Regions from separate parts of the Homo sapiens genome. Here region 1 is linked to region 2. A link is a contact called in ENCODE Hi-C or POLR2A ChIA-PET data. All regions are on one chromosome and are shown on one strand. Each heading gives the region's core, a stretch centred on a gene start or an enhancer-like site at or near the end of the contact. The rest is flanking DNA. Distances are from core to core; before and after follow the strand shown. Region 1 has its middle 81 kb from the start of LINC00676. Region 2 has its middle 17 kb from the start of LINC00676.

Region 1 (4,332 bases), core at 782-3,281, 97 kb before region 2:
CAAGTGTCTTAGGTTTTGTATCTGTCTCAGTGCATTTTCCCTCCATTCACTCTGGCTTGACCTCAAGGGGAGAAGAGGGAAAGGTCCTTCGTGCTGCAGTTCAACCTCCCTAAACCCCTGTGAGGCTTCCTACTCTTCATACCCCAGAGCTTCCCCTGGAGGCTGAGGTGAGGGAGGCCGTGTGAAAAGGAATGAAAGGGAACCTGAAAACATATTTCCACTTAGCTGATGCTGGGCCTCCCTCTCTCATTGGCCAAGGCCCCGAGTCATGGCAGCCATTCAAGGCTGGCTTCTACATTGCGTGCAGTTGAGGGTCCTTCTGACTCCTCACCCGGGAGCTCCCCGTCTCCACAATCCGCTGGCAGGGTCAAGGCACTTCCAGCTCTCTTGCCTTTCCCAGCCCTCAGCTCCTGCCCTGTGGTCTCCCTGCAGGTCCTTTTTGCTGCAGTCCTTTTGCTCCAGAAACCCTCCCTCCTGACTCAGGTCTTTCTGAGATGGATGGGCTCTACTCTCTTCCCTGGCCTTCACTACCCACAGAAAAACTCATGGTCCATGGTCCTTTCTAAACTCATGGTCCTTTCAAACAGCTTGGCCACCTGTTGACCTCTGCCTCTTCTCCATGCTACAGGTATCCTTCTACCTTCAGGACAGGGACAGGCACAGGCACTGGTCCCTAGGACCACTGCACTAGAGGACACAGTTCCACATCTGCTGAGACCAGTCTCAGGCCTCAGTTCAGCAGGAGCACTGAGCAGGCCTGCAGTCCACTGAGTTCAGCAAGCGACTGGCCAGCAACCACAGTGATGCTGCGCTTCTCACAAGCACTGAGCAGGCCTGCAGTCCACTGAGCTCAGCAAGCGACTGGCCAGCAACCACAGTGATGCTGCGCTTCTCACAAACCCCCAGATCTCTCCCTGGGATTCTCACAGGCCTAAGATCTCACTCACACGTGGGAGCAGAGAAGTGCCCAGCGAGTTTCACTTTACAAAATCACATAAATAAGTTTCTATCCCACAAAATACATGTTGAGTGTTTTCTTAGACAAGCTCTTTGAGGTGGGGACCATAACAACAATTTACTTATCTTTTTGCAAGTGCTGCATGCCTGAGTTTTGTATTTCTCTGCATAATATGGGGAGGGAGCACTCATTATCTTCAGTTGGAGACTTCAAATTCAGAAAAAAAAAAAACAGGAAAAGCAGCATTGAGCATCCTCCTGCAGAAATGTCAAGGTCATGTGATTTGGAGAATCTCTCAAATATAGCTCATTATTGGAATGCATAAAATATAAAGCCACAACATCCATTTTCTCAGATTTCATTTTTATAGCTGGGGTCAGTCAGCTTTTTCTAAAAACATCCAAAAAGTAAATGTTTTCAGTTTCAGTTTTGCAGGCTACGCAGTCTCCCGTGGTGCGTCGCATTAGGCCCTAGGCCATAGTTTGCTGACTCTGGATTTATATAGCATTGAAACCAAACTGTCATGGTTAACAGAGTACACATCTGTGAAACAAGACTTAGCAGCAATTATACAGTATATAAGACATGCCTTTCAAAATGTAAGTTATCGAGTAGGATTTTGAAGCATGGGTTCTCATTTGGAGGTACAGAGATTGCCTGAATCCCTCAAAATTGTAAGCAAAACTGTGTGTAACTGTATTTTTCTAGGGACTCAATCATAATAGCCAGGAGGTTCCCAAAGGGTTAAAAAAAAAAGATTAGAAACACTGCTTTAAAAGTAAATATCAATATCAAAATGGACAATGTAACATTTTCTTTCTTATAACAATAGTTGCAGTACTCTAAAAAACTCTAATCTAGAAAAGCATGTGTTTAACCGCTAGTAATGATATTTTCTAGCCTAGCTGATTTGCCCAGTCACATTCCTGGGCCCCCTAAGCTTCACAGGGAAGGCAGGAAAAGGGGAAAGTGAGCCTCTGTCACAAACCCATTGAGTTCTTCCATAACACCCAAGCTCGTCTCCTCCTTTCAGCTCCTCCTTCTCACAAACTGCGCAATCCCCTTAGGGTGTAGCGAAACTCGGGGGTATTCCCAGGAGGATCAATTCCCTTTAGACAGGCCAAGCAGGAAATAAAATTGGATTACTCATAGGTAGGAGAATGTTCTTAGAAATTCCTTTTTACTGTTGTTTTGTTTTTCACTCAACATGCCAAAAACCACACCTCGTAACTCTGGGAAATTCATCTTCCCCCACTATATAAAGAAGTCTTTAAACCAAAAACTGTGGCTCTTACAGGTGATCTAAATGTGGCATTAAAAACTTATAAAAATTTGTTTAAAAACAGCATTGTGCACATAGTCACCCCAGTAGGAAAAATAAAGCAAAATCAAGAGATTTTAAGTCAATGAGACCGGAGTTAAAGAGATTCAGAGAAGACTTACATGCAAAGATTTTCAAGAAATTTGTATATATAATATCACAATTTGTCACATAAAAAGAGATAGAGTGGAAAAGCCATATCTCCAAATGTTATAAAATTTTTAAAACGATCAATAAACTCCAAATAGCATAATATTGAAGAACAAAATTGCAGAACTAAAAATACCCAAACCTCATGAGTTCCTGTAAAGCTACTATGATCAAGATGTTGTGGCACTGGCAAAGTAATAGAAAAATAGATCAGAATAAAGCAGAACAGATAGCCCTGAAACAGACCCACGTAAACACAGTCAACTGATCTTTGACAATGGGACAAAGGTAATATATTGGAGTGAAGACAGACTTTCCAACAAAGGGTGTTGAAACAACTGGACATCCACATGCCAAAAAAAAAAAAAAAAGGAAAGAGAAATGACCAAAAAAGAGAGAAAAAAACAGAAAGAAGGAAGGAAGGAGGGAGGGAGGGAGGGAGGGAAGGAAGGAAGGAAGGATAGAAAAGAAAGAAAGAAAAAGAAAGAAAGGAAGGAAGGAGAGAAAGGGAAAAAAGAAAGAATCTTAACACATACAAGTTTTACAAAAATTAACTCATAATGGATCATAGACCTAAATGTAAAATGCAAAACTATAAGACTCCTTGAAGATAAACATCAGAGAAAATCCAAACGGCCTTAGGTTTGGCAATTATTTTTAGATACAACACCAAAGATACAATCCATGAAAGAAATAAGCTGGACTTCATTAAAATTAAAAACTTCAGTCTGTGGTCAGACACTGCCAAGACAATGAGAAAAGGTAAGCCACAGACATGGAAAAAATATTTGCAAATAACGTAAGTGATAAAGGAGTGTTATCCAAAATATATAAAGAACTCTTAAAACTCAACAATAAGAAAATGAACAGCCCAATTTTTATGTTTTTATTTTTGTGACTTTATTTCCAAATTATTTTAAGTTCAAGGGTACATGTGCAAGATATACAGGTTTGTTACATAGGTAAATGTGTGCCATGCTGGTCGGCTGCACAGATTATCCCATCACCTGGGAATTAAGCCCAGCATTCGTTAGCTATTCTTCCTGATCCTCTCCCTCCTCCCACCCCCAACCCTCTGACAGGCACCAGTGTGTGTTGTTCCCCACAGTATGTCTATTTGTTCTCATCATTCAGCTCCCACTTACAAGTGAGAACACACAGTATTTGGTTTTCTGTTCCTGTGTTATTAAATAGTTTGCTAAGGATAATGGCCTCTAGCTACATCCATGTCCCTGCAAAGGACATGATCTCATTCCTGTTTATGGCTGCATAGTATTCTGTCATGTATATGTACCACATGTTCTTTATCCAGTCTATCATTGATGGAACAGCCCAAGTTTTAAAAATGGGCAGAGAAATGAGGATGTTTCATTATAAGAAGGGGGTTAATTCATCGAGGAAAGTGAGTGGTGCGGTTTCCTCTTACTTGGGGGAAGTCAGCCTTTTTGTTCTGTTCAAGCTTTCAACTGATTGCATGAGGCCCACCCACACTGGGGAGGGCCCCCCCTTTAGTCAGTCCACTGATTCAAATGTCAATCTCATCCAGAAACTCTCTCCCCAAAACACCCAGAATAATGCTCGACCAAATATCTGCGCACCAAATATCTGGCCCAGTCAAGTTGAAACATAAGGTTCACTATTACAGTGGGGGACTCTGTGCATGTAGAGGGGAAGGGGTGTACAGAAACCCTCTGTATCTTCCCTTCCATTTTTCCGTAAACCTAAAAAACTGCTCTAAAAATAAAATCTATATTTAAAAAAAAAAAGTTTAACTCAGAAAGAACAGCACACTCTTCAAAAAAGTAATCTCCAAATGTAACTACATGAAAAGTGAATGACTCTTACAGAAATACATTTTAGTTAAATGGAATTGATTAGCTAGATTTAACCGACTGTTCAAAAG
Region 2 (4,670 bases), core at 352-2,851:
CACCCAAGGTTTTCCAAATAAAAACATCCAAAGAAACTAGACAACAAGCATCCTTACCTTTCAATAAAGGACTCACTTGACAATTTTAGGTATGTGCCAAAGCACCAAAGCAAATTGTTGATGTTCAGCTTAGTAACTGACATGGCTTCAATACCTACCCGGCATGGTGCTTCGCTCACTCTTTAAAGACTACCTTTATGCACTTTTACTATTTCACTGCCACGCTAAACATCTAAGCGATCATATCCTTATGCCTACTGATTATGAAGTCCATGACATTCAACAACATCAACCCTTTGCCCACTGCCCCACCCGACTTGAACCAAGTTTTCCCAAGTTCAATTCCTGGGGCCTTTGATAGTTTCATGCCTTCTCCACGTGCCAGAGACAGAGAAGAGTGAGCTCTATCGTTTTTGGGGGTCTACTAGTTTTGCCTTTATTATTTAGACAGCTTCAGGTCAGCTTCTTCCTTGTATACCAGTCACAAGTGGGTTTTTATTTTACAAAGAAAACATAGAAGTTATCATTTTCTAGAAAAAGGTACAATAACTATTTCAAGACATATTTTAGATATACTTACAGGCACACCTTGGAGCAGTTCAATAATTAAAAATTTCATCTGTCTGCCTGACCGCCAATGCAAAGGAAACATAATTAAAAGTTTTTTTGTTTCTTCTCCAAGATAATAGTTTATAAAGTAGCTTAATGAAACACTGAAAATCCAGAATGGAAGAGGACGTGTGAAATCCCCTTTCCGGTGTGAACTTATTCTTAAACAATCAAATGAAAGTGCCCGTCAGCCTTTGCAAGATGCTAACCATCTGGCCCCTGCATCCTGTCTGAGTCACCCGATAAATAGCTGCAGGTTGTTTTAAGCACACTGCGCCCTGCACAAGCTGTTTTGCTCTGCTACTCACTGCCCTTAGGTGCAGATATTTACACCCGGGGTTGAGCATATTTTCAGCCACACCTGGATGCCTCGAGGTAATTAGGAGGAAACTTTTAGCGGAAAGGAAACAGCATACCTTTGAGTAGCCCGATTGTGTATGCAGGAGAAAGGTTAAGTAGGAAGAGAGGGGAGTTCTCTCCTGAATTGAGTAGCTTTGCTTCCTATTGGAAAAGTGTGCAAATGAAAGGAAGTAGAAATGCTAAAAAGCTCTGTGACTGCCTCCTGCTGTATTCAATTAGCCTTCCAGAGGATGCCAGAAGGAAGGCTCAATTACCAGAGCGGCTCCAGGACTTAAGAGAAGGCTGGAGGGCAAACCAAAGGGGCTGCCATCTTGCAGACCTGGTGTGAGACCAAGGCGGGGCAGCTGTGTGATTGGATTATACACGGGAACCTTACTTTAGTTTCTATTGCATGGCCAGAGCTATGCATGCCACCTTTTGCATGGAGTCTTGAAAAGTCACCTAATTTTAATAAAGCAGAAGGGGAAAGCGATAAGAAGAGGGAGAGTGCATCTCTCTGAAATGCCTAAGCATCGGCCTTGCGGGAACCGGCCTCATCGAGGAGCAGGGCCACCACCGTTGGAGCATCGGAGGAGCATCGGAGGAGCCCTAGCTCTGGCCTCTTGGCTGGACGTCACTGTTTCAGGCCGAGCAGATAAAAGCAGAAGGCATTGACCGTGAGCCAAGAGCTCAGTGTTTTCAGAAAATGGACTGGACGGGAGGAAAGAGTGTGAGTGTGCTTTGAGAGCAATAAACAAACTATTGGCTGCCGGCCAGGGAGGAGTGTGCTGACATCTTCAAGCGGATCCTCGAAAGCTCCACAGAGCGGCTGAGGAAGCCTCCTTAGGGCTGTGGATGGGGTGGCGGGGCAAGGGCTGCCGTGGCGCCATGCAGCAGTGGGCATCGGGCCTCAGCCACACCCAGCAGGGAGGCCAACAGCAGAATCCCAGGCAAACGCCCCTAGGGTTCGCCCCTCATGCCTCCACTCCCTGGCCTGGCTCTCTGAAGGGCAGGGCGGTGGAGGAGAAGCAGAGCCAGGCGGTGCCCTCCGCCAGCTCTAGCTCAAAGGCTGCTGGGGCTGACGGGTGGAGCTTGTGTAGACGAAGCCCCTTACCCTGGAAGTGAAGGTTATGGGGTTTCCTGGAGGGAGGGCACTGGGCCTCGCTCTTAACTGAGGCTTCCCGTCCCCCGAGGGAGGGTGATGAAGGGTGTCCAGACACATCCACGGGGACAAAGGAGGTTGGCAAGGCTGACCGCAGGAGTTTCTCCTCTAATGCCTTTCAAATGAACAGGTCTGTGTCGCTGCTCCGGGAGCGCCTGCGCTCACATACCCCGCGGTGCACAGTTACCAACCAGATCCTACCACGCCACTGCGGACATCGCGGTTTCCGGGAAGTCTCTGGCCTTCGTATGAAAAGACAGCCCGACAGGTTGAATTCTTTAAAACCTTATCTTTGGTTATTTTAATAGGATATGACAATCTCCTCTCCTCAGCATGTCGATAAATGTTTATTGCCCTTTACTGTGTGAGAGCAGGGGTCCTGCCGCCGCTTGTTTTTATTTTCTTTTAGACGGCGTGAACATTTTTAGCACGTGTAACCAATGATGGTAATTAAGATTATAATAATGCTGATGCCAACATTTATATCAGTGGATACAGAAAATACACAGCCTGATTATTTTTTATTACTCGTACCCATAAAATTAAAGATCTTAAACATGGGATGGAGGGTGCATCCGCATCAAGATTTTGTTAGCATGAGACCGAACCCATTCAGCCACGGCCTTCATCAGAAGCCTTTTGAGTGATGAGACAGTGATGAGATAGCTCGCGTTATCCTGCAGCACAGAGCTGCGCCTGGTCACGGCAGGGTGCACCGGCTCTCGGGCTTCAGACAACAGCTTATCAGTACCTTGCCCGTGTGCAAGGACAGTACTCCTTGATGCCCTGAAACCTCCGCTCCTACTAACTGTCCTTGGACACGTCGGCATACAGAGAATCAATCGTACTCTCAGCAGTGGTTTCTGCAGCAACTCTGGGTCATGGAAGAAGCCAAGTGCATTGTTGAAACAGCAGAGCCCAGGCAGTGCCCCGATAGAAACCAGGTATTGAGTGCTTGCACCCGTTCCTGTGCAGGCGGGCGTCACGCACACCTTCTGCTGGAAGACACACTGTCTACGTGAACGCCCAGCCTCCCTGTGCCCTGCCTTGTCTTGTGGAATATGTCGGCACCCCCAAAGAATACACCTTCAAAGCCAAAGGGGAGTTTCTGTCTGTCTGCTTCACACTGTCCTTCCTCCTCTCCCACCCCTTCTCTGTGTGAAGAAGTAAAGCAAAGCTCTTAATGATCACCCTTAAATGGCAAGACTTTGATAGACTGTTTCTATAATAGGTTCTCATTGAAACATGGGAGTTCTAAATAGAGAACTGTTAAAAAGTGGAATGAGAGATGAGGGACCGAGTCGTGGCCCTCCTTCCTGGTCTCCACCATGTCAAGTATGCCTCCACCCCGGGGCCTTTGCACCTGCTGCGCTGCTCTTCCTTCAGGTCCCCACAGTAGGCCCTTTGGGAACTCTGATCAAGTGTTGCCTTCTCCGAGAGGCCGCCTCTGACCATCCCCTGGAAACCAGCCTTCTCTCCCCCACGCCTGGGCTATTCCTCCCGGTTCTTATCTTCATCTTGTGTTTCATATTTGTTTTACTTGCTGATCACCAGAAGAAGGCCTTATAAGTCCAGGCACTCAGGCTTCCTCTCCACTCGATCTCCAGTATCCAGAAGCATATCGGATGAGGAGGAGAATGCAATAGAAATTAGTCGCAGAAATCAATCATGGAGAAAGGAAATGTTCTCAGTGAGGTGTTTCAAATATGCAGCGTACAAGACTTAAGTGGAAGACTCACTTATAAAGTAGCTGACTCGCCCAGCAGAGGCACCCATTTTTATACTTTCCCCTTTCACCTTTCTTGTGGATAAAGCCAGTGTGATGGCTGGAGCTTCAGGAGCCACGTTGGACTATGAGGCACCTTGAAGACAGAAAGGTGTGCACTGAAAATGCTAAAGCTGAATGACGGTGGGAAGGTGGGTCCTGGGAAGTGATGGAAACCCCGTGCCAGCCTTGGAATGCCCACATCTGTCTAGTTTCATCTGAGAGAATAAAACATTATATATGTTCCAGCCATTGTTGTTTTGGCTTTTCTGCTATATATAGTTAAAGGTTTCCTATACATATATCAGAGAACCATTGGGATTCAATTTTAGTCACTTATTATAATTCAACGAATGCACTTTACTTCTCTGAGCAATGTTATGCCTTCATAAAGCCAATAAAACAGCGTAATTGTTGAAGAAATTGTGCAAATATAGAATACAATCATTCAAGGCAACCTAGTCTCTTAGCCTGCGAGTGTTCTAGATGTATACAAGACAAATGCATTCATTCAAATATTCAACAAATATTTGTTGAGTACCTACTACTATGTGTCGTGTATTGTGTTAGGTTCACTAAAACACAGTAGGAAAGAGCTGGAATTGGAATAAATGCTTTGAATTCTGACTCACTGCTTATTAGTTGTGACCCTGAGCAAGGTGTTTAACCTTTCTGAGCTTCAGTTTTCTTAATAGCACTTAGTTCTCAGAGGTGTGTGAATATGGAATGAGAGGTAGATAAATGTCTGAACAGAGTTGCTCAGCGGTTACAGTAACACAGTTTTGCTAGCTACCA

The links. A loop is a pair of places that touch in the nucleus more often than their neighbours do. ChIA-PET counts read pairs that join two places held with the same protein, here RNA polymerase II (POLR2A). Pooled maps may share reads with other maps.
Region 1: a loop to region 2 is called in a pooled map, with 2.0 times the contacts of the local background. The contact joins two enhancer-like sites. A Hi-C loop is called at or near these places in 1 of 50 pooled maps. POLR2A ChIA-PET finds 5 or more read pairs at or near these places in 2 of 52 experiments (PC-3 and activated naive CD4-positive, alpha-beta T cell).

What each region holds. Positions count from the first base shown.
Region 1 is chr13:109,645,205-109,649,536 of GRCh38, forward strand. No RefSeq gene overlaps it. Among named protein-coding and RNA genes, the nearest start is that of LINC00676, 81 kb to the right of the region's middle. Within about 2 kb of position 2,032, at least 2 of the 41 ENCODE cell types and tissues checked have a DNase peak (open chromatin) inside an H3K27ac peak, as active enhancers do.
Region 2 is chr13:109,743,015-109,747,684 of GRCh38, forward strand. No RefSeq gene overlaps it. Among named protein-coding and RNA genes, the nearest start is that of LINC00676, 17 kb to the left of the region's middle. Within about 2 kb of position 1,602, at least 4 of the 41 ENCODE cell types and tissues checked have a DNase peak (open chromatin) inside an H3K27ac peak, as active enhancers do.